Linked DNA regions of Homo sapiens: region 2 is linked to region 1. The links are chromatin loops, found by intact Hi-C in ENCODE. Cell type or tissue: GM12878. All regions are shown on one strand. Links, peaks and the distances in the headings refer to the core of each region. The heading gives the core; the rest is flanking DNA. Region 1 has its middle 72 kb from the start of SP4. Region 2 overlaps CDCA7L (cell division cycle associated 7 like).

Evidence for each region. A loop is a pair of places that touch in the nucleus more often than their neighbours do. Peaks named below come from ENCODE experiments on the same cell type or tissue, not always from the same donor. Only the 100,000 strongest peaks of a DNase experiment are listed, where the experiment ranks them.
Region 2: a loop joins it to region 1, with 2.9 times the contacts of the local background. A loop is called at or near these places in 3 of 110 quality-filtered maps.

The regions. Positions count from the first base shown.
Region 1 is chr7:21,350,263-21,361,869 of GRCh38, reverse strand. No RefSeq gene overlaps it. Among named protein-coding and RNA genes, the nearest start is that of SP4, 72 kb to the left of the region's middle. RefSeq lists enhancers at 6,465-6,514, 8,579-8,788. In GM12878, for the core only: no CTCF peak of the experiment used is centred there; DNase peaks (open chromatin) are centred at 6,359 and 8,919; H3K4me3 peaks cover 1,375 bases; H3K27ac peaks cover 4,185 bases.
Region 2 is chr7:21,932,698-21,944,304 of GRCh38, reverse strand. All of the region lies in intron 1 of CDCA7L (cell division cycle associated 7 like), which reads left to right. Among named protein-coding and RNA genes, the nearest start is that of CDCA7L, 7.4 kb to the left of the region's middle. RefSeq lists an enhancer at 2,111-2,731. In GM12878, for the core only: no CTCF peak of the experiment used is centred there; DNase peaks (open chromatin) are centred at 2,264, 4,484 and 5,074; H3K4me3 peaks cover 1,716 bases; H3K27ac peaks cover 2,691 bases.

The sequences.
Region 1 (11,607 bases), core at 2,495-10,494:
GCTCTAGGCAACACCAAAGTCTGTGGATTTAAAAAAAAAAAAAAGATAGTTTGTGGATTTTCTATTGGGTTGCTTGGGAACTTCTTCATGGTGATATTAATGGCAAATATTTCTCTTTTGAAATTAGACACAGCTGTAAGAAGATTTCTGTTTGGTGGAGGTAGGAATACATATGGTCAAGCAGATAACAGTGTGGTTTGATAGACAGTCTAGATAAGAGAGAAAGCCAAGATAGTGGAGAGAGGTATGTAGAAGAAGCATTTAGATCATAGGCACCAGAAAGCATTGTGATATGAATGAAGGTTAAAGGAGACAGGATGTGGCCAAATATGCTTTCATCTGTCAACACAGGTCAACTCAGCTAGAAAAGGTGTAAAATTATCAGACGACCTCAAGAAAATGATTAATCCAGGTGGACAGAAAGACTTCAAATGCAGAGCCACTATATTTTAGAAGAAAACCATTTTTGTTTGGATGATGTAATGGGTCCAGAGCCAAGTGACAAATTCCCAAGGGTTCTCAATTTTCAGAGCTGGTAGAGACACCAGTAGACAAAAAGGAGTGCACTGTAAAAGAGGGAGAAGTGAGGGAAAGCTGTAACAAGAAGATCAGGAAAATGAAATTTCCAAAGAACAGAGAAATAAGATAGCCCTTTTTTTTTTAATTTTTTTAATTTTTTATTTTTTTAGACAGTCTTCCTCTGTTGCCAGGCTGGAGTGCAGTGGCGCAATCTTGGCTCACTGCAACCTCCGCCTCCTGGGTTCAAGCGATTCTCCTGCCTCAGCTTCCCAAGCAGCTGGGACTACAGGTGAGCGCCACCACGTCCAGCTAATTTTTGTATTTTTAGTTGAGACGGGGTTTCACCATGTTGGGCAGGATGGCCTCGATCTCTTGACCTTGTGATCCACCTGCTTTGGCCTCCCAAGGTGCTAGGATTGCAGGCGTGAGCCACTGTGCACAGCCAAGATAGCACTTTTATACATGATTTGTGTTCCTATAGTTTATGCCCCTCTGCAGCAGGACACCAGCAATGAGAGAATACGAGCCATGTTGAGAACTCACACATAAAGGCTAACGTCAAAATAATAGGCAGCCTAAAAAGGGAAAGGATTGTACTACCTGGTAGTAGTGTAATGACAGGAGGTATTTTGTGTGGGGACACCTGACTATTTATTAGTTTAATTTGTATGTAAGTCAGTTACCCAAATATGGGTTTTCACTTTGCTCATATCAGGATGGTTCTGAAACTCTGAACCCCATACAAAGGGGAAGATTGTGTCTAGAAATTTCCCTCTATCCATCTAGCTCTGTGTAGTATAGCTAAGATTCACCCTAGATTGTTTCTATGATGCTGGGGCCAGTGTTTTGGGAATTACTGTAATATGATGGAGAGAGCACAGCTTTTAGTATCACAAAATGCTAGCACCACAAATTACTAGCTGTGATGTTCTGGACACATTTCTGATCTTCACTGAGCAACAGTTTCCTCTTCTGTAAGCTGGGAATAGTAACATAGCCACTCTTATTATTAGTTGATGGTGCATATTAGTGATAATTGGCAGAAAGTGCCTGGAGCAGAGCCTGATACATACATGCTACTCAAATGTGGTGCTATCTTTAGATATCTCTAAAAAATTCTATTACTACAAAACTTGTTATTGTCTTGATGTTTGAATATGCTATTTTTCTTTCTCCTAGGAAACAAGAAAAAGAATCTATCATTTGTCATATTTCTTTCTTGAGTACAGGTGATATCACCAGGATAATTTATCATGAGTACATTTTATTGTTTTTAGAGTAATTGTTTTTTTTTTTTTCTTTTTCCTTCCTATAGTGACACTGAAAGCAGGCTAAATTTTCTCATTTTTAATTGCAGGAATGGTTGGGCTATTTCTACTGGGCAGGTAAGAGCAAATTTCCCTCCCTTTACATGGCATAGAAAAAGAGACCACCAGTATTGTTCCACCAAGGACCATTTAAAATTATCCTTTAGATTCACCTTGGTTATAGATTTTAAAGTATAGAGGTAGTGACAAAAAGTATCTAAGACTGACAACCTAAATTTTCTCTTTCCTGTTCAAGGAGACTTCCTGACCAGAAGATATCTCAGCCATCTAATCCTTTTAAAATTTGTCAGTCCTACTGGTGAAAATAAAACATGTCAGATACCCCCATTTAACTCTGTCGCTTCTTTGACTAAATTTTTCACTTCCAATGTAATGACTTGTGGCAGAATTGAACAATTATATGAACTTCTTCTCTTGGCTTCAAGAAAAGGACTCCCATTTTATACTGGTCATATTTCTTTGCCCTCTTCTTCAGCAATTGAATGGTGGTTAGTGTTTAGTGAGAGTTGTCATTTTGAGTGCCCCATGCAGATTGCAATAATTCACTTGCAAAGTGTTTAAAAAAGACAGCAGATAAATCTCAAAAATTCTTCCCTTTCCCCCAGGGATTAGCTCTTGACACTCATAAGGGAACAGAGAAGATTACTTTCTGATATCTCTAGGAATTATGTGGCATCATACGGTGCTGCTCTTGAGGGGAAGAAAACAAACAAAGCTCAACCTCTTCTGTGGGGAAAAGAGCAGATCTATAAGCAAATCCCAATTTAGCTAAGAAAGAATATATCTTGATTTACAACAGTATAAACATCTGTATATAAATCTATATACATTTAATTTCATAACACACATACCCAGTTCCCTGACATTGAAGGAGCTTGTCTAGGAGTCCATTTATTGTACTTCACAGGCCCCAATAACTTCACTTTGCTTCCAGCAATCCCACAGAAGTGCACAAAATTGGATATGACATTGAGTAACCCAGATATTTTAGCCTTTTGCCAAAGAGCTGCTGAAATGTTTTTGTGTTAAGGCCGAGTCTCTTGTAATGATGGTTAACGACTGTAGGCTCTAACTAGACGTGGCCGTGGGTTACTGCTGCTCTGAGTGTGAGAAGAAAACCATAATTCATCCAATGTGGCTGTTTGCTGAGGACATGTTAGTATTGACAAATGGCAAACTGTTGTGCAAAAACCTGAGTAAGTTGCATGTAAATAGAGAGTGATCACTTCCTCTGACACACAGTTCTCCTGCACTGTTGAATACAGAGCATGGCAAACGAAGAAAATTAGAATCTGGTGACTGATTTCTTTACAAATGGAGAAGTGTCACTGTACAAGCCCCATAAAATAATGTTTTAAGTACAGTTGAGTATGGTCACTTAGATCACCTACATTAAAATTATAGTACCATAACTTTTTACTCTTAATGCTTCCTAATTCATACATTCATATAGGCATGCATACACTAATATGTGTGAAATCCTGCCATCTGTAAACCATTGGGTGAGACATTTTGTCAGGTATAAAGATGAATCAGGTACAGTCTCTGATCCCAGGAATTGGGAAGAGGTTGAGGCAAGAGGTTAAAAAATTCAAACCCAAAACTGTAACATAAGAGAGCTATTAAGAGCTAAATTCTTTCTGAGGTTCTTTTTTTTTTATTTTTTGAGACAGAGCTCACTCTGTCACTCAGGCTGGAATGCAGTGGCGCAATCTCAGCGCACTGCAACCCCTGCCTCCTGGGTTCAAGCGATTCTCCTGCCTCAGCCTCCTGAGTAGCTGGGACTACAGGTACACACCACCATGCCCAGCTAATTTTTGTATTTTTAGTAGAGACAGGGTTTCACCATGTTGGACAGGCTGGTCTCGGACTCCTGACCTCAAGTGATCTGCATGCCTCAGCCTCCCAAAGTGCTGGGGTTACAGGTGTGAGGCCACCACAGCTGATCTTCTCTCTAAAGTTCTAAAACAAAATTCCAAAAAAAGAGAATATGATTAATCAAGCTCATTGTTTGATGCCAAGCATGAAGTTACTCCTCAGGCTGACCACATCAACTGAGGTTGGGAGGGCAGTGTAGTAGAGATGGCAAATTGCCCAGCAAAATGTGTGTTCCCCTTCCACAATATAGAATTATCACTCAAAAGCACCTGTATTTACTCTTTTATCTAGTGGGGCCATTTAACCAGTTCTTGACAATGGAATGTGAGCAGAAATTTTTGTCACGTCTAAGTCAAGACAACTTAAACAGCTAATATGTGTTCTAAACTCTCTTTTCCCGTTTCCATAGACAAAGGGGCCCTAGAAAGTGGTGGAAACACAAGATTTAAAAAGCCTGGATCACTGAATCACCATGTGGAGAACAGCCACCAATATACCTGGAACACCTACTGTAGGTTATAACTGCTGAGTCTCAAATTCTATCACTAAGCTACTAACAATTGGAGGTTTATTTGCTATAGCACCTAGGATTATTTTGATCCTAAGTAGGGTTGCTTTAGCAAAGTACCAGAAACTGAGTGGCTTAAAGCAACAGAAAGTTATTTTCTCATGGTTCCAGAGGCTAGAACTCCAAAATCCAATTGTAGGCAGCACCATTCTCTGTCCAAAGGCTCTGGAGAAGTCCTTTGTTGCCTCTTTGTAGCTTCTGGTGGTTGCTGACAAGTCTTGTTCCTTAGCTTGCGTCACTCCTGTCTTTGCCTCTGTCATCACATGGCCTTCTTCCCTCCTTCTTTCCCTTCCTTCCCTCCTGTCTTCCTTCCCCAATGTTGTTGTACCTGGATCTCTGTCTCCTCTTCTATTAAGACACCAATCATGGGATTTAGGGCAACCTAATCCATGGTGACCTTGTCTTAACTAATTATACATGCAAAAACCCTATTTCCAAATAAGGTCCCATTTCTGAGGTTCCAAGCAGACTTGAATTTTGGGGGGACACTATTCAATTCAGTAAAGTTACCTAGTATAAAATGTGGCTCTGTAGAATGCCCCCTTAGCAGATAATATAGGCATGTTAAACACCATGATGGACACCTTATCAAAATTGCAAAAAAACCCAAAAAACAAAAAACAAACTTAATCTAACATGTTACAGAAAGAAGGAACAATAGCAAGAGTTAAGTTTGAAAGAGTTAGTACATTATTCTCTGGGTTCCATATCTTTTTCTGCATCAGTCACAGGCACCAGTAAGTGACAGTTGGAAGATCCTTGCTTTGAACTCACACAAACCCAGCTCTATCTTATTTCTTTGTTCAAAAAGAGTTAAGCAGATGTGATTTCTCCCTTTGTTGAACTTGCAGTTTAGCAGGGAAGTCATATATAAAATATTAATTATGCAAATAACTATTTAAGTGGGCTTGTACTAGATACTTTAAAGAAGAATACAGATGCATATGAGAGAAGACCTAACCCGGCCCACCTATAGAAGTACACCTAAGCCAAAACTTTGAGAGAGGTTTGCCATGTATAGGCAGGGCAGAGTGGCTCATGCCTGTAATCCCAGCACTTTGGGAGGCCGAGGCTGGCAGATCATTTGAGGTCAGGAGTTTGAGACAAACTTGGTCAACATAGTGAAATCCCATCTCTACTAAAAATACAAAAGTTAGCTGGGCATGACGGCAGGCACCTGTAATCCCAGCTACTCAGGAGGCCAAGGCAGAAGAATCACTTGAACCTAGGAGGCGGAGGTTGCAGTGAGCCGAAATTGCATCACTGCCTCACTGCACTCCAGCCTGGGTGACAGAGCGAGACTCCATCTCCAAAAAAAAAAAAAAAAAAGAGAGAGAGACTGAGGTTTGCCATGTATGTTTGTGCAGGTTGGGCACTGCACAACTCCAAGGGCATTTTTACATTGTGGTCTACGTGAATGGTGCTCCTGGGACTCTTGCAGCACACAATCTATAAAGCTGAATATGGTAGCCTTGCTTACTAATGGGTAGGAATTAGATACAGAATGTTAAGCAGATGTGTGTGTGTGTAGATGATGGTGGTGGTGGTGACAGGTTGAGAAAGTAGATAGGCATTCCAAGTAGAGGGAACAGCATATTACAAGACCCTCAGGTGGGAAGGTACTTTCTTTTCTTTGTTACCTGACATGCGGGCAATTATTCAGACTTTCACAACCCCAAATGTTTTATTGGTAAAACTGGGGAAAACAAGTTTCATGGCTACTTAACTTGCATTGTCATTGTGAAGCATTGAAGCTATGTAAGGAAGCACAGTGCTCAGCATAGTGCTCAGTCTCTGTGTTTCCTTCTTTCTATTTCCTAGAAGCAAGGTGAATTTGGGGTCACCAACGTGACACTTAATAAATAGCAGGTACTTGATTCACACCTCTATCATTAACACTCAAAAGTTCTAGGACTATTAGTGATTGCTAAATAAGGTTTGCTTTCCAGGCAGCTAGTGCAAGAAAGGAAGGCAGGTTTGGACAAAATTATCAAGTTACCTTAGCTGTGTGGTGACCAAAAAGGGAACTGAAATTATGACATTGTCCCTCCCACCGCACAGTCCACACCCTTCTCACCCACACCCATCTGATCTTATCTCCTGCCCAATCTGACATTTTGCTCTTTCAGGAAGCAAGTTATGCTGTTCTTTTCTTATGCCTCCAGTCTATTTTTTCAACACTTTAATTTTATGTTATTGTGGTAAAATATACAGAACATGAAGTTCACCATGTAAATCATTTTTAAGTATACGATTCAGTACTTTTAAGTATGTTCACAATGCTGTGTGACTGTCACCACTATCCATTTCCAGAACACGTTCATTATCCCAAACAGAACTCTATAACTATCAAACAACAACTTCATTCTTCTTCCCGCCAATGCCTGGAAACCTCTATTCTGTTTTCTGTCTCTGTGAATTTGCCTATTCTAGATACTGCAAATAAGTGGGATCATAGGTTTATTTCACTTAGCATAATGTCCTCAAGGTTCATCCATGTTGTAGCATGTCAGAATTTTCTTCCTTTTTATGGCTGAATAGTATTCCATTGTATGTATGTGTGACATTTTGTTTACCGCACTTTCTTTTGTACAATTATCTTATTGCAGTGCTATTGTTTTTGTATGTATTGTGTGAGCACCTGATGGCAGATGTGTAGGCAGAAGTTCTAAAGCGGCCCCCAGTGAAGTCCCTCCCGAGTCCCTGGGACTTCAGAATGTGCTATCATGCTTGAGATTATGTTTTGTTACAGAGGGAGACCAGCCTGGATTAGCCTGGTGGGCCCAATGTAATAACATACATCTTTAAAAATGGAGTTTTCTCTGGCTGATGACAATAGAGGCAGTCAGGTTTGAAGCACGATAGTCATTTGGCACTATTACTGCTTAAAGATTGAGGAGCCATGGGAAAAGGAATGTGAGTGGCTTCAAAGAGCTGAGGCAGGTCCCAGATCTCAGATGGAAAGCACTTCAGTCCTGTAACTGTAGGGTACTCTGTCATAACCTGAATGGGTTTGGAAGTGGATTTCTCCTCAGAGCCTACACTTAAGTTCCCAGCCCGGCTGACACCTGAATACTGGCCATGGGTGACCCTGAGCAGAAATTCCTGCCACACCAGGTTGTTCTCTGGTATACTGAGTGGGGAGGTAATAAATGCGTGTTGGTTTAAGTTGCGAGATTTGTGGGTGATTTGTTACTCAACAACAGAAAAGGACGACAGCGAGGACCCCATCTTTTCATGTTTGTGTTTAGCCCACTGCCTGGAACTGACTAACTTCCCAACAAACACTAACCAAGTAATCGATTGAAGGAGGCAGGAAGAAGGGATGATGGGTGGAAGAGAAAAGGAAGAACAAATGAAGAAAGAATGGATGAGGCGGCAGGATGGCTTGAGACTAGCCTAGCCCTAGAGATAGGGAGACCCTGTCTCTACAAAAAATGAAAAAAAAAAAAAAAATTAGCCAGGTGTGGTGTCATATGCCTGTAGTTGCAGCTACTAGAGAGGCTGAGGTGGGAGGATCGCTTGAGCCCAGAAGCTCCAGGTTGCAGTGAGCTATGATTGCACCACAGCACACCAGCCTGGGTAACAGAGCAAGACCCGGTCTCTAAAAAACAAAACAAAACAAAACCAAACCAAACCAAAGAATGGAATATGGAGGAAGCAAAAGGGAAAAAGGTAGAGACCAGATGTAGGGGAGGGCATTCAAAAGGGCTGAAAGTGAATGAGGGAAATTTTTCCAAAGAAATCTAGAATATTCTTCACCTTCTTCAGAAATTCAGATGGTTAATGCTTTTAAAATTTTTAGTATTCCAATTATTCAATTGTGTAAAGTAAGTATTTGTTTAGTGTCCTGTCAGCACAGATTGTAACTTGAATGAACAGAAATCTTGAATGTGGTTTTATTTTGATTAAGAACAACACTTATCTTCGATGTCTTAGGCACCCGTATAGTCAAGAATAGCCTGCTGGTAAAAGTCCCTGAGGGCAGTTAGTCAAGGAGGATTGGACATTAATATCTTTGGATTTTGAAGGAACTTATTGGAAGTAATTTCAATAAGTTCAATAATTGAACTCGTATGCCTCATTCTACTCTAAGAAAAGAAAAATGAGTCGATCCTTTGCATGATCACTTATCTGGATTTTAAATAGATGCACAAGCTTCTGATACCTAAAGTGTCACTTGTATCCTCATGTAAATAGCAGGATAATTTCCTTGACAGAAAATAGCTTCCTCATCCATGCATTACTGTCCTCATGATTTCAGCATTAGAGATTCATTTCTTTAGATTAAACATTGATCTTGACCCTTGTGAAATGCAGCTATGTTACCAGAAGGAGTAAGCTGTAAGTTCATTAACCTTTAAACATTAATGAAACATATCAGATGATTTTTCTCTCCCTTGCACAAGAGCAGTGAGAATCTGGTCATATGGGGGAACACTAAAGAGGAACTAACATCAAAGTCAAATTTACTTTCTTAGAAATTCTGTGTAGCTCAAGCCCTGTCTGGAAAGCTTATAACTGAGTTCCAGTTTCGATTTCACTGGACTGATCTGCTGCATGCTCAAAGGTATATTCAAATGTCAAGGCAAGGACAGTTGCTATAGAGCTTAGTTCCTTCTTTCATTTGATTAGACACATAAAGGGGTCATGTTCATCAACATGTTTATTTTTTTTAAATGACAGAATGACAACCTCAACAAGCTGAAGAAAAATTGGGATATCCTCGGGCATGTAACTGAAGGGTACAGAAGAGCTGCTGACTTCCAACAGAGATGGGGGTTCTTGTGCCACATGTCATTATCGAAAGCCTCAGCCTCTCTGTTCTGCTTTCTTGTTTCCTCTCTTTTTCTCTGTCTTGTCTTTTTCTCTGTCTTGTTTCCTCTCTGTCTTTTGCTCTGACTCCTTTCTCCTCCCCAGCCATCCAATCTTCTCTCTCTACATGTCTCCGCTCTGCTTTTCCCTATGTTGCCTTTATTCTCTGAAAATGTCTTTCCTCTGGTAAAATACATGGTACCCTACACTGCTCCAGGGATACATTGTTAGTGCCATAGCCTACAGTTGGTTAGAGAAAGGGTACAGCACAAGTCCAGAGGATGAGCCTGATTGGCCGAAGTTGGCTGACTTTCCCATCCCTGCAATCCTTCTAAATAGGAAGATATGTTCCCTGTTTCCCATAGAGGCGAGGGCTTCTTTTACCAGAAGAGGTGAAAGGAAAAGGCTTTATGCAGATGAATCCATGACTTCCACAGTCTATTTCAGGGTTCTAGTTGGATTGGTGGGTTTAATGAACACTGTACTTCATTGCTTCACAGTGGATGGCAACATTTCTATTTCACATTGATGTTACATTTTTTGAAAATTTGTATAGCAGAGGTGGAAGAGGAGAAAGAGGTGGAGGGGAAGAAAGCAACGCTATAATTCTATTTATTGTCTATTCGAAGAATACAACAGCTGAATCATTGTCCTTCAAATTATTATTTTTTTAAAGAAAAAGCCCTTTTCAAAACTAGAAATGTGTTATTTTTGATAAAGTTGGAGATCCAAATTCCAATTTTACTGCTGCATTATCAGAGTTAAAAGGTAGTCACATCTGGTTAAGGATTGAGTGCCGAAATAAAATTTGTAAAACAAAATGAAAAGTTCTAGGCTTGGTTTGACTCCAACTCTTTAAGAGATCTTTGTTGCTTAATCATTATCTATTTATTTAATTAATTAATTAATTTATTTATTTATTTTTGAGACGGAGTCTCACTTTTTCGCTCAGGCTGGAGTGCCGTGGTGCAATCTCAGCTCACAACAACCTCTGCCCGGGGGTTCAAGCAATTCTCCTGCCTCAGGCTCCCAAGTAGCTGGGATTACAGTTGCGCACCATCACGCCTGGCTAATTTTTAGCCACCATACCCAGCTAATTTTTGTATTTTTTGTAGAGACGGGGTTTTGCCATGTTTCCCAGGCTGGTGTCAAACTCCCGGCCTCAAGTGATCTGCCAGCCTTGACCTCCCAAAGTGCTGGGATTACAGGCGTGAGCCACTGTGCCTGGCCTCATTTTTTAAAATGAAAAAAAAAAAAAAATATATATATATATATATACATACATATATATATAAGTATTAGCGACCATTTATGACACTAATGATGGTCAAAGACCTCTACACATACAAGCTTCGCATTATAAAGTTTCTAATGCAGAAAAATGTGGATTCTAGTCATCTTTTCTCACTTGGATGCATTTCTTGAGGACTTGCTGAGTAATGTATTTGGTACACTCTTGGTGTTGGCTACAAACAGGTAAGGAGAGAGACGGCATGACCATTCCCACAAAGTCAGTGAAATAAAAGACAGTCTTCCCAGGGACGACACAGTAGAGCCCCTCCCACTACTTTCTTACTTGTTATTATTGTTTATTTTTTTCAGGAAGCCCCAGTTGTCAGGCGTGGTGGCTCATGCCTGTAATTCCGGCACTTTGGGAGGCTGAGGCAAGCAGATAGCTTGAGCTCAGGAGTTCAAGACCAGCCTAGGAAACATGGCAAAACTCCATCTGTACAAAAAATACAAAAATTAGCTGGGTATGGTGGTGCAAGCCTGTAGCTACTTAGGAGGAGGCTGAGGTGGGAGGATCACCTGACCCTGGGGAGGTCGAGGCTACAGTGAGCAGTGTTCATGCCACTGCACTCCAGCCTGGGCATGAATGAGGTCCTGTTTCAGAAAACAAAAAACAAAAGAAAAACCCAGAAGCCTCAGCCCCAGTCAAAAAACTTTTAAAGTCCAATAGACATAAAATTACTGCTAAAACAATTTCTAAACGTTTGGTCTCACGTACTTTGGGTAGTACTGACAAAGATCATTGCTGTCTGTCATGCCAGACCCTTACACTGACTACAATAGGGATGATACTGTGTCTGAGAGGCTGAAGAAGAGACCCAGAGATAGTGAATGAGACATAGGGTTTATTGGGGGTACTTACGTACAGGGGTGGCCCAGTGGATGTGGGCTGAACAGGAGAACCTCTACTGTTTGTAAAAAGCATGCAGTTGACATGGCATTTTTTACTTAGCACCGTCTACCTAGAAACCTCCATTTAACCCAAAACAAAGGACCTCAATATCCGGTATGACCTGTGTTCTAAGGGCTGGGAATTTAATCATCCTTCATAGATAAGGAGTAAATCTCTGGGTTGGCCACTCCCGTATTCCTTAGCACAGAACTCCGAACACACATTCTTCTTAGACCATAGGGTCACCCTTCAGGGTATGTGTAAGTTAAGTTATTGCTGTCAGGTGCATCTGCCATACACTGTCTCGCTTTTAAATA
Region 2 (11,607 bases), core at 370-8,369, 580 kb before region 1:
TAATTTTTTGTATTTTTTTTTTTTTTTTAGTAGAGACAGGGTTTCACAATGTTGTCCAGTCTGGTCTTGAACTGCTGACCTCAGGTGATCCACCTGCCTCGGCCTCCCAAAGTGCTGGGATTACAGGCGTGAGCCACCACTTCCGGCTGGCGTCCTAACCTTCTAGGAGTTTCTGTTGCTACAGGACTAAAAACAAAAAACAAACCCTCTGGATGGAGATTTGAGCTCCTTGTGAGTTTAGTCAGAAAATGTATCTGGAATTTATCACTCCGGAGCTCCTTGTGAATGTAATCAGAAAATGTTTCTGGAATGTGTCACTCCTGTTGTTAAGCTGGAGAGTTCTTTGCACTTCCACTACTGATATTCATAATTCATGCTTAGGAAACTCAGAAGTCCCAGAATGTGTAGTTGGAAGTGAGCGTTTACTGCCACACAATGAGGCTAATTTTTGGTAGTTCTAAAATGTTAAATAAACTATTTATCATGTAGGGGTTACCCACAAATTATATCCGATCCATTATGCACCAATTAAGGCAAATTACTATATGTAAGATGATCAGGGTTTTTTTTTTTTTCCTTTTCTGAAGACCTAATTGGCAGTGCAAATCAAAGATGTGTGATGGTTTTTCCAGTGGAAATGTTCCTGTTCATCGTAATTTAAATGTGCACAGATTATAGTCTCTAAATTAGTGGAGAGTGGTTCTGTGGGGTGGGCAGGTGACTGCGGATAAGAACACTTAATGAACATTTCAGGCACAGCAAGATGTTAAATTCGTGTGGTTCCACCCTGTCCCCCAGCCTTATGAATAAAGCAATGTGATGAACCACCTGAAGTGGCATTACTGCACATCAAATGTCGCTCAGCTCAGTGTGCAGTGGGTTTTCATCTCACACATTGGAGTAAGTATAATTTCTATCGCTTGGAAAGCGCAGAGCTAAGTGTTTCAGCAAAGCAGCTTAGGCCTAATGTTATGAGTAAGAAGCAAACAAGGAGACTCATTTACTCTGAACTACTTTCGAGTCTGCTTTCCTGCCATCCCACCAGTGTGTTGGATTTGATGTCCTCTGACAGTGATTACGCTTCCCCCAGGCTGTAGTCTTGTCGTGCTGACCACTGTGTCTTTGTGCTTTTATATAAAATGACAGAAATAGCTCGTAAAGGCAAGGGTGTGATCCCTGACTAAGAGCTGTCAACAGTGCAGCTCATGGGAGCTCCAGCTTGCTGCAGCTCCGTAGGAGAGAAACTGGTAGGCACTGAATGTCAGTGTTCTCCTCGTACTCTGTTCTAGCTCCAGAGTACAGGATGGCCCATTTGAGAAGGAAATGATGCTAAATGTTCTTGTAAATAGGCAGGAGCACGCTGTTGAAGGGGTAAAGGGGTATTTTTCTGGTATTGGTCTCTTAGCTGCAAAGTGCTCCCATCTGATCCTGTTGTTTAACATGTAATTCCAGAGCCCCAGAAGCTGGTCACAGAAAGGACAATGATTTGCCACTCTAATAGTCTTGTATTTAAAACGCTCCTTGGTTGTTCTGTGTTCTGCTGGCTACCCCATCCATAGCAGAGCAGGATTCTCAAAAATCAGGCGAAAACCTCAGAGATCATAATGATTCTGATCAGGTACACAGGCCAGGAAACAATGAGATAATTGTGGCCTAAAACAATTACAAACATTAGAGTAAATTAATGAAAAAGATTAGAACATCATTGGAATAGAATAAGCCAGGCATTACATTTAAACTGCTCTTGAGAGTTTTCCTTTACTCAAAGTTATGTTTTAGAATATTTACCTCCAGTATACAGTTTTGTTTTAGAAAAGACTCGGCTTTATTCACCAAAATGGAATAGATTACAGGCTACTTAAAGTAGGTAGGGATAGAGATAAGAAAATACTACTGGGGCCATTTTGTTCTTTTTGTTTATGAAAAGCAGTGCTTTCTGTAGTTTTTTTGAAATAGGACCATTCAGAGGCATATTTGGTAAATACCACTGAAGTTAACACTCAGAAAAATGTATCTTCCATAGTAGTAAATGCTAGCACCCTGCATGCAGCACAGAAATAAAGTGTGGAGTCTCACAGTGCAAGGGGCCTGAGCTTTAGTTCAAATAAATCGTTGATGTTTCCTGCCTGTTTTCCTTCATGATCATCAGCTGAGGATAGAGGGCTTGCTGACTGGGTTAGTACACTGATCAGATAGTCAGTTGAGCACCGGTTATGTGCTAGGCATTGGTAGGGTGGAAGAACAAAGACACAGAAAACACGCCTCTTTCCCCACACTCTCTACCAGAAGGCCATGCTTGAACTCCCTTCCTCTTCTGCTTTTGCCAGAGCTCAGCTGGCTCCTGCTCTGTGCTATGGGGACCTGGGGGACCTTGGGTTTGGAGAGTAGAGGGAGACCTTAAGAGCCATCCTTTTTTGCCCCCAAGGAATGGAAACTATCACTTCCTTTTAAAAGTCATGCTGTGCTAAGTACTTAAAAGTTATCAGATTTAATCCCCACTGTAGTTCTGTGAAGTAGGTTGTGTTATCTGCCTTTTAAAGATAAGGCTAAATTGACTAATTTGCTCAGGGCAATTTGTAAGGAATTGGCCCTTGCTGCTGGAATCACCGGGCCTTGGTGAGTCAGGAAACTTGCCCTGTTCCCTCCTCCCTTTAACTAGAAGGGCTGGAGTGTTAACAGCAGCTAGTCTGGTTCTTTTTTAGGAACTCACCAGATTATGCTTTATACTGCCTGTAAAAGTCAGTTTGGGAATGTGAATAAGATCCACCAAGCTTTTACATAGGAATGACTTTTATGTGAAATTTGCATTGTACAAACAATAACATGTTACCGTAAGCTGCACTGAACCACTTCTCTGCTTCCCCTACTCTCCGTGCCCCATTTTCTGCAGTTTCCATGAAGTGTTTGCCTGTAGCACAGTCGTCATCTTTGTCTAACCTTTACAGTATGATTGCTGTTGGAATCTGCTTTCCTTAGCACTATCAGCATTACTTTTCCTAGTAGCGTAGAGATCTTTACAGTTTTCATTTTTAGTGACTGTCTAGTGTTTCTAGATGTGTATTTTATGTATTTTCTGTTGAAAAAATATTTTTTTCTTTATTAGAGGAAATAAATATCTCAGGGTGGTATACTGTATATCTTACGGCTTGTGTTGGAGTCTGCACTATTTTTAATAACTCTTTATAATGTATTTAATATCTCATAAAGGGAATGTGCCTGATTTTCAATGGTTAGGAGCCTCTGACACATTGTTTTCCTAGGGCATTTCCCCTTTTGTTGCGCTATATTAGCTGAAAGAAAGCAGTTTTTGCTGAGGTTAGAACCAAGCTTATGATAACTGGACTGAAAGAATGTTGTCTCCTTGAACTTAGAGCATCTCATAGAATGTTCTAGTTGGGGGGAAAGTGGAGAGTAGTCCCAGAAATCTGTTCTTTACATCCGGTCTGCCTAGAAAACCAAGAAAACCTATAAATGTGTCAGTGGACATTTAGTGGAAGTGACTGCAGATTAGGGCTATGGGGAATTTGTGGCAAGTTGGTCTCATTGACTTGGCGGAAGGCAGGGACACCCCATCCACAGCGCCCACATTCATGCTTCCACCTGTGCATCTACAGCAGGTTCTCCAGGGTGACTGCATCCTGCAGCTATGTAGGTTACTGCTCCTGGAAGTCTTCCCATCCATTGCCCCCACCGCTGGCTCAGGTGCTCGCCCTGGGAACTTCTGGAGTACCTGGGCTGACTTCCCTGATCACATTTATCATACCACACTGGAATTGTTTAAAGATTGTTTCTCTTACCCTACCACTTACGACTCAGTTTTCATCAGCTCTCTTAGCATGGTGTCTGGCATATATTTGATGCTTAGGAGACGATGTCCAGCATGTATTAGATGCCTAATAAATATCCATTGAATGGATGGAAGGGCAAAGTAGTATTGTTAGTAATATACTCTTTTAATTAACATTTATATAGCGTTTTCTACTTTTCAGAGCACTTCGCAGGCATAGTTTGGAAGTCATCAGGGCTGGTTCTTTTCCTTCCAGGTAAGTGGTGTAGGGTTGCACTTTCCTGGCCCTGAAACAGTCAAGGCTATTTGACTTGCTTTGGCCAGTGGAATATGAGAAGTACTATATGTCACTTCTAAGTGAATTATTTAAATGCCAGCATACCACTTACTGTATCTCATTCCCTCTGCCACTGCATCTGTCAGCATTCTGCAGAGTGGTAGCTCTATCAGCCCAGGTTCTGGTGTGAGGACAGTGTGGAATAGAGCCTTGGGCTGGCCTGTGATGGACATGTAATGTGAACAAGACGGAAGCCTTTTTTTTTTTTTTTTTTTTTGGTTTGAAGCTATTGATTGAGATTTAGGGTTGTTTGCTACTGCTTTATAGCTTGTCATATCCTAACAGACCAGGGTGCTCCTATTTCAGTTTTGGATTCAATCACTCTGTGGTTGTCATCTGAGTGATCTGGGGTCATGGTAGTCGTGGTAACAAACGTGGGTGGGTTTCTTTTTGATTGTTAGAGTGATGAGGGTGAGGGGAATGCCCCTGGTAAGTGGTTTGGAGTTCAGGGGTATTAAGTACCATGTGGCAGGCAGGAGAGTCCTACAGGATGAAGCAGTTGTTCTGTCCAAAACGTCAGTTGCACCTTGTTGGAAAACACTGAGAACAGACTTGTCCAATTTGATAATCTTTTAGACTCCAGAGAAATCTTAACATTGGCTTCACATGTTCTATCTGCTGACCTCCCTGGAGGAGGAAATTACTTCACACTTCCCAAGTGATTTGGTTCACTTCACTCCCAGGATCTCTGCCAAAATTCCAGTTCATTAGGTACTCATCTGCTGAATAGCTCTTCTAAGACCTGTGTAAATACATATCTAAAATGACTTCCCATTTATTTCTTCTCTTTTAAACATAACATTGACTACCCTGTGGGGCTTTTTATTGTGGTAAGATATACATAATAAAAGGTACTATTTTTAACCTTTCAGTGTTACTAAGTATAGTCACAATGTTGTGCCGCCATCACTGATCTCTCATGAGCTTTTTCATCATTTTAAACTGAAACTCTCTACCTACTAAACAATTACCCCTATGACCTCTTCCTCCAGCCCCTGGTTACTTCTGTTTTAGTTTCTGTCTCTGAGGATATGACTATCCTAGGTATCTCATATGAGTGGAATCATATGGTATTTGTCCTTTTGTCACTGGCTCATTTCACTTAACATTGTTATTAAAGTTTATCCATGTTATAGTATGTATCAGAATTTTTTTTCAATTATTTCTCTTTTGAGACAGGGTCTCACTCTGTTGCCCAGGCTGGAGTGCAGTGGTGCTATCGTGGCTCACTGCGCCTTGACCTCCTGGGCTCAAGTGATCCTCCCACTGCAACCTCTTGAGTAGCTGGGACTATAGGTATGTACTACCCTGCTTGGCTAATTTTTCTTTTTAAAATTTCTGGTAGAGATGGAGTCTCTGTGTTGCCCAGGTTGGTCTTGAACTCCTGGGCTCAAGCAATCCTCCTGTCTTGGCCTCCCAAAGTGCTGGGATTAGAGGCATAAGACACTGTGCCTGACGTCATTTCTTTTAAAGTCTGAATAATACTCTTATGTGTACATACCATCTTTATTTACTCATCTATTTATGTTGTCGGTTGTTTCCACCTTTTGGCTATTGTAAATACCAATGAATAAACATTGGCATACAAATATCTGCTTCAGTCCCTGCTTTCAGTTGTTCTGGGTGTGTGTTCCTAAAAGTAGAATTGCTGGGTTATATGATAATACTAAATTCAATTTTTTCAGAAACCACTATACTGTTTGGCACAGTGGCTGTGTCATTTTATATCATCATAAGCAGTGCACGAGTGTTCCAATTTCTTCACGTCTTTGCCAGCCCTAGTTCTTTCCTGGATTTTTTTTTAATGGCCATTCTAATGTGCATAAAGTGGTATCTCATCGTGGTTTTGTTTTGCATTTCCCCAATGATTAGTGATGTTAAGAATTTTTTTCTTGTGCCCGTTGGTCACCTGTACCTCTTCTTTGAAGAAATGTTAATTCAAGTCCTTTGCCCATTTCTTAACTGGGTTTTTGTAGTTGTTAAGTGAGTTATTTATATATCTTGGATATTAATCCCTTATTAGATATTATTTGCAAATATTTTCTCTCATTCTATATAGGTTGCCTTTTCACTGTCTTGATAGCGCCCTTTGCACAAAAGTTTTTAATTTTGAGGTCTAGTTTATTTATTTTTCTTTTGTTGCCATATCCAAGAAATTATTGCCAAATTCAGTGTCATGAAACTTTTCCCCTGTATTTTCTTCCATGAGTTTTATAGTTTTAGCTCTTATATTTAGATCTTTGATCCATCTTGAGTTAGTTTTTATAGATGGCTTAAGGTAAGGGTCCAACCTAATCCAATTTTCCCAGCACTGTTTGTTGAAAATACTGTTCTTTGCCATTATTCTTGGCATCCTTGTTGAAAATTAGTTAACTGTATATGCAAGGGTTTGTATCTGGGCTCTTTATTCATTTCCATTGATATATATGTCTGCCTTTATGCCAAGACCACACTGTTTTGATTACTATAGCTTTGTAGTAAGTATTGAAGTCAGGAAATGTGAGTCCTCTAACACTGTTCTTTTTTTTTTTTTTCTTTTTTAAGGGATGGAGTCTTGTTCTGTCACCTAGGCTAGGGTGCAGTGGTGCAATCTCGGCTCACTGTAACCTCTGCCTCCTGGGTTCAAGCAATTCTCCTGCCTCAGCCTCCCGAGTAGCCGGGACTACAGGCACATGCTGCCATGCCTGGCTAATTTTTTTTTGTATTTTAGTAGAGATGGGGTTTCACCATGTTGCCCAGGGTGGTCTGAAACTCCTGAGTTCAGGCAGTCTGCCCACCTCAGCCTCCCAAAGTGCTAGGATTTCAGGTGTGAGCCACTGCGCCTGGTCTGTTCTTCTTTTTTAAGATTGTTTTGGCTATTTAGGGTCCTTTGAGATTCCACATTAATTTTAGGATGGACTTTTGTTTTTACGAAAGAAGTCACTGAGAGTTTGAGAAGGAATACATTGAGTCTGTACATAGCTTCAGTTAGTATTGTCACCTTATATTAAGCCTTCCAATCCATGAACATGGGATGGTTCTCCATTTCCTTGTCTTCCTTGATTTTTTCGGGGATGTAGTTTTCAGTGTACAAGGCTTTTTTCGCCTTTTTGGTTAAACTTATTTCTAAGTACTTTATTATTCTGATGCCATTGTAAATGGAATCGTTTTCTTAATTTTCATAATTGTTCATTGTTAGTGTGTAGAAGCATAGTTGATTTTTGTGTTGATTTTGTGTCCTGCAATGTCTAATTGTTAGCTCTAACTACTTTTTGTGTAATCTCTAGTGTTCTCTACATATATAATCACGTCTCTTATAGCAGAGATAAATTTTGCTTCTTCCTTTCCAATTTGGATGCGTTATTTATTTTTCTTGCCTGATTGGTCTGGCTAGACCTCCCAATACTGCGTTGAATAGAAGTGGTAAAAGCAGGCATATTTGTCTAGCTCCTGATCTTAGGGGAAAAGCTTTCAATCTTCCATTCATCATTGAGTATCTTGTTAGTTGCGGGTTTTTCGTATATAGCCTTATGTTGGTGAGTTTAAGTTTCCTTCTATTTTTTTTTTTTCTGATGAGGGAAGGGTGTTGAATTTTGTCAGATGTTTTTCTGCATCAGTTGAGATGATCTTTGTTTTTCCCCTTTATTCTGTTCATAGGGTGTACTACATTAATTGATTTTTATGTGTTTGAACCATTTTGCATTCCTAGAATAAATGCCACTTGGTGATCTTGTATAATCCTTTTGCTACACTGCCGAATTTGTTTTACCTGCATTTTGTTGAGTATTCTTGTATCAGTATTCGTAAGAGATATGGCTGTATAGTTTTCTAGTATCTTTCTCTGGCTTTGGTATCAGGATAATGCTGGTCACATAGAATGAGTTTCAAGTGTTCCTCCTTCTTCAAGTTTTTGGAAGACTTTGAGAAAGACTGGTGTTTGTTCTTCTTTAAATGTTTGGTAGAATTACCCATGAAGCCATCTTGTCCTGGGGTTTACTTTGTTGGGAGGGTTTTGATTACTACTTAAAATCCTTATTTCAAATATATTCAGATCTTCTGTTTCTTCATAATTTAATCTAGCTAGGTTGTTTGTTTCTCGGGATTTATCCATTATATCTAGATAATCCAATTTGTTGGCATACGGTTGTTTATAGTACTCTTAAAATCCTATTTATTTATTTATTTATTCATTTTGAGACGGAGTCTTGCTCTGTCGCCCAGGCTGGAGTGTAGTGGCACAGTAGCGGCTCACTGCAACCTCCGCCTCCTGGGTTCAAGCAGTTCTCTGTTTCAGCCTCCCAAGTAGCTGGGATTACAGGCGCCCACCACCAAGCCTGGCTAATTTTTTTGCATTTTTAGTAGAGATGGGGTTTCACCATCTTGGCCAGGCTGGTCTTGAACTCCTGACCTTGTGATCCACCCACCTCTGCCTCTCAAAGTGTTGGGATTACAGGCGTGAGCCACAGCGCCTGGCCAGTCCTTTTTATTTATGTAAAATTGGTAGTAATGTCCAATTTCATTACTAACGTTAGTAATTTGAGTTTTCTCTGTATATTTTCTAGTCATGTAGCTTAAGATTTGCCAATTTGTTGATTTTTTTTTTCAAAGAATAAACTTTTGGCTTCATTGATTTTTCTCTTATTCTATTATCTATTCTATTCATATCTGTTTTAATCTTTGTTTCCTTCCTCTTGCTAACTTTGGGTTTGGTGTGCTATACATTTCCTGTTCCCCTAATGTGTATGGTTTGTTTTTTGGTTGGAGATCTTCATTTTTATTGTGTTTACAGCTATAAATTTACCTCTTAGCAGTGCCTTTTGCTGCATCCCATATATTTTGGTAAATTTTGTTTTCATTTACATTTGTTTCAAAGTATTTTCTAATTTCCCTTGTGATGTCTTCTTTGACCCATGGTTGTTTAGGAATATGTTATTTAATTTCCACATATTTGTGAATTTTTCATTTTTCCTTCTGTTACTGATTTCTAGTTTCACTCTACTGTAACAAAGGATAGTATTATTTCAGTCATTTAAAAATATATTCACACTTGTTTTGTGGCCTAACATATAGTGTGTCCTGGAAAATTTTCTGTAAGTACTTGAGAAAAGTGTTTATTCTGTTGTTGGGTTGAGTGCTATTAGTTTTAGTTGGTTTATAATGTTGCTCAAGTCTTCTGTTTCCTTATTGCTCTGTCTTGTTCTGTTCACTGTTGAAAGTGGGGTGTTGAAGTTTCTATCTGTTGTTGCAGAACAGTCTATTTCTTCATTCAGTTCTGTCAGTGTTTGCTTCATATATTTGGGATCTTTGATGTTTGGTGTGTGTATATATTTATAATTGTTCTATCTTCTAGTGAATTGGCTCTTTTATCAATCTGTAATGTCTTTGTCTTTCACAACAGTTTTTGACTATTTTGTCTCATATTAGTATAGCCACTCCATCTCTCTTTTGGTTATTATTTGCATCGAGTATCTTTTTCTGTCCTTTTACTTTTAACCTATTGGTGTCTTTAGATCTAAAGTGAGTCTGTTGTAGATAGTGTAGAGTTGTATCCTATTTTGAAAAAATCCTTCCTGCCAGTCAATTTCTTTTGATTTGGAGTTTAACACATTTAAATTTAAAGTAATTACTGGTGGGGAATTACTTAATCTTGTGATTTAAGAAATAGGTTTTCTGTATATCCTATGGCTTTTTTGTCCCTCATTTCCTCTGTTATTGCCTTCCTTTGAGTTTAGTTGATTGCTTAGTATTGGCACATTTTGACTCTCTTCTCATTTCATTTCCTTTTCTTCTTAGATAGTTTTTGTGTTACCATGGAGATTACATATAACATTCTAAAGTTATAGCAATCTGGTTTGAATGATACCAATTTCACTTCAGCGACATACAAAAATTCTACTCCTATATAGCTCTTTTTCCATCATTTTATGTAATTGAGATCAGGAATTACATCTTTATGTGTTGTGTATCCATGAACAGATTCGTAAGTATTTTTAATCCTTTAGAAAATAACAAGTAGAGTTATAAGCCAAATTTACAATAATACTCTAGTTTTTATATTTGTCCATGTATTTACCTTTACCTGAGAACCTTATATTTTTGTATGGCTTTGACAAAGTTACGGTGTAGTGACTTTCATGTAAATGTGAAGTACTCCTTTCAGCATTTTCTGTTGCAAATGCCAGTAGTAATGAATTCCCTTGGCTTTTGTTTATTTGGGAATGTCTTAATTTTTATCTCATTTTTGAAGGGCAGTTTTTTTTTTTTAACCAGATGGAGAATTCTTGTTTGATAGTTTTTTTCCCTTCTACATTTTAAATATGTTACAAATAAATCATCCTACTGCTTTCTGACCTTTAAGGTTTCTGTGATAAAACGGCTGATAATCTTTTTTTTTCTTTTTTTTATACTTTAAGTTCTGGGATGCATGTGCAGAACGTGCAGGTTTGTTACATAGGTATACATGTGCCATGGTGGTTTGCTGCACCCATTAACCCGTCGTCTACATTAGTTATTTCTCCTAATGATATCCCTCCTCTAGTCCCCCAACCCCGACGGGCCCCAGTGTGTGATGTTCCTCTTCCCATGTCCATGTGTTCTCATTGTTCACCTGCCAACTATGAATAAGAATATGTGGTGTTTGGTTTTCTGTTCTTGTGTTAGTTTGCTGATAATTTAGCTGGTTTCCTGCTTCATCCATGTCCCTGCAAAGGACATGAACACATCCTTTTTTATGGCTGCATAGTATTCCATGGTGTATATGTGCCACATTTTCTTTATCCAGTCTATCATTGATGGGCATTTGGGTTGGTTCCAAGTCTTTGCTATCGTGAACAGTGCCACAATAAACATACATGTGCATGTGTCTTTATAGTAGAATGATTTATAATCCTTTGGGTATAAACCCAGTAATGGATTGCTGGGTCAAATGGTATTTCTGGTTCTAGATCCTTGAGGAATCGCCACACTGTCTTCTGCAATGGTTGAACTAATTTACACTCCCACCAACAGTGTAAAAGCATTCCTATTTCTCCACATCCCCTCCAGCATCTGTTGTTTCCTGACTTTTTAATGTTCGCCATTCTAACTGGCACGAGATGGTATTTCATTGTGGTTTTGATTTGCATTTCTTTAATGACCAGTGATGATGAGCTTTTTTTCATATGTTTGTTGGCAGTATAAATGTCTTCTTTTGAGAAGTATCATATCTTTCGCCCACTTTTTGATGAAGTTGTTCTTTTTTTTTTTCTTATAAATTTGTTTAATTTCCTTGTAGATTCTGGATATTAGCCCTTTGTCATATGGGTAGATTACAAAAATTTTCTTCCATTCTGTAAGTTGCCTGTTCACTCTGATGATAGTTTCTTTTGCTGTGCAGAAGCTCTTTAGTTTAATTAGATCCCATTTGTCAATTCTGGCTTTTGTTGCCATTGCTTTTGGTGTTTTAGTCATGAAGTCCTTGCCCCTGCCTATGTCCTGAATGGTATTGCCTAGGTTTTTTTCTAGG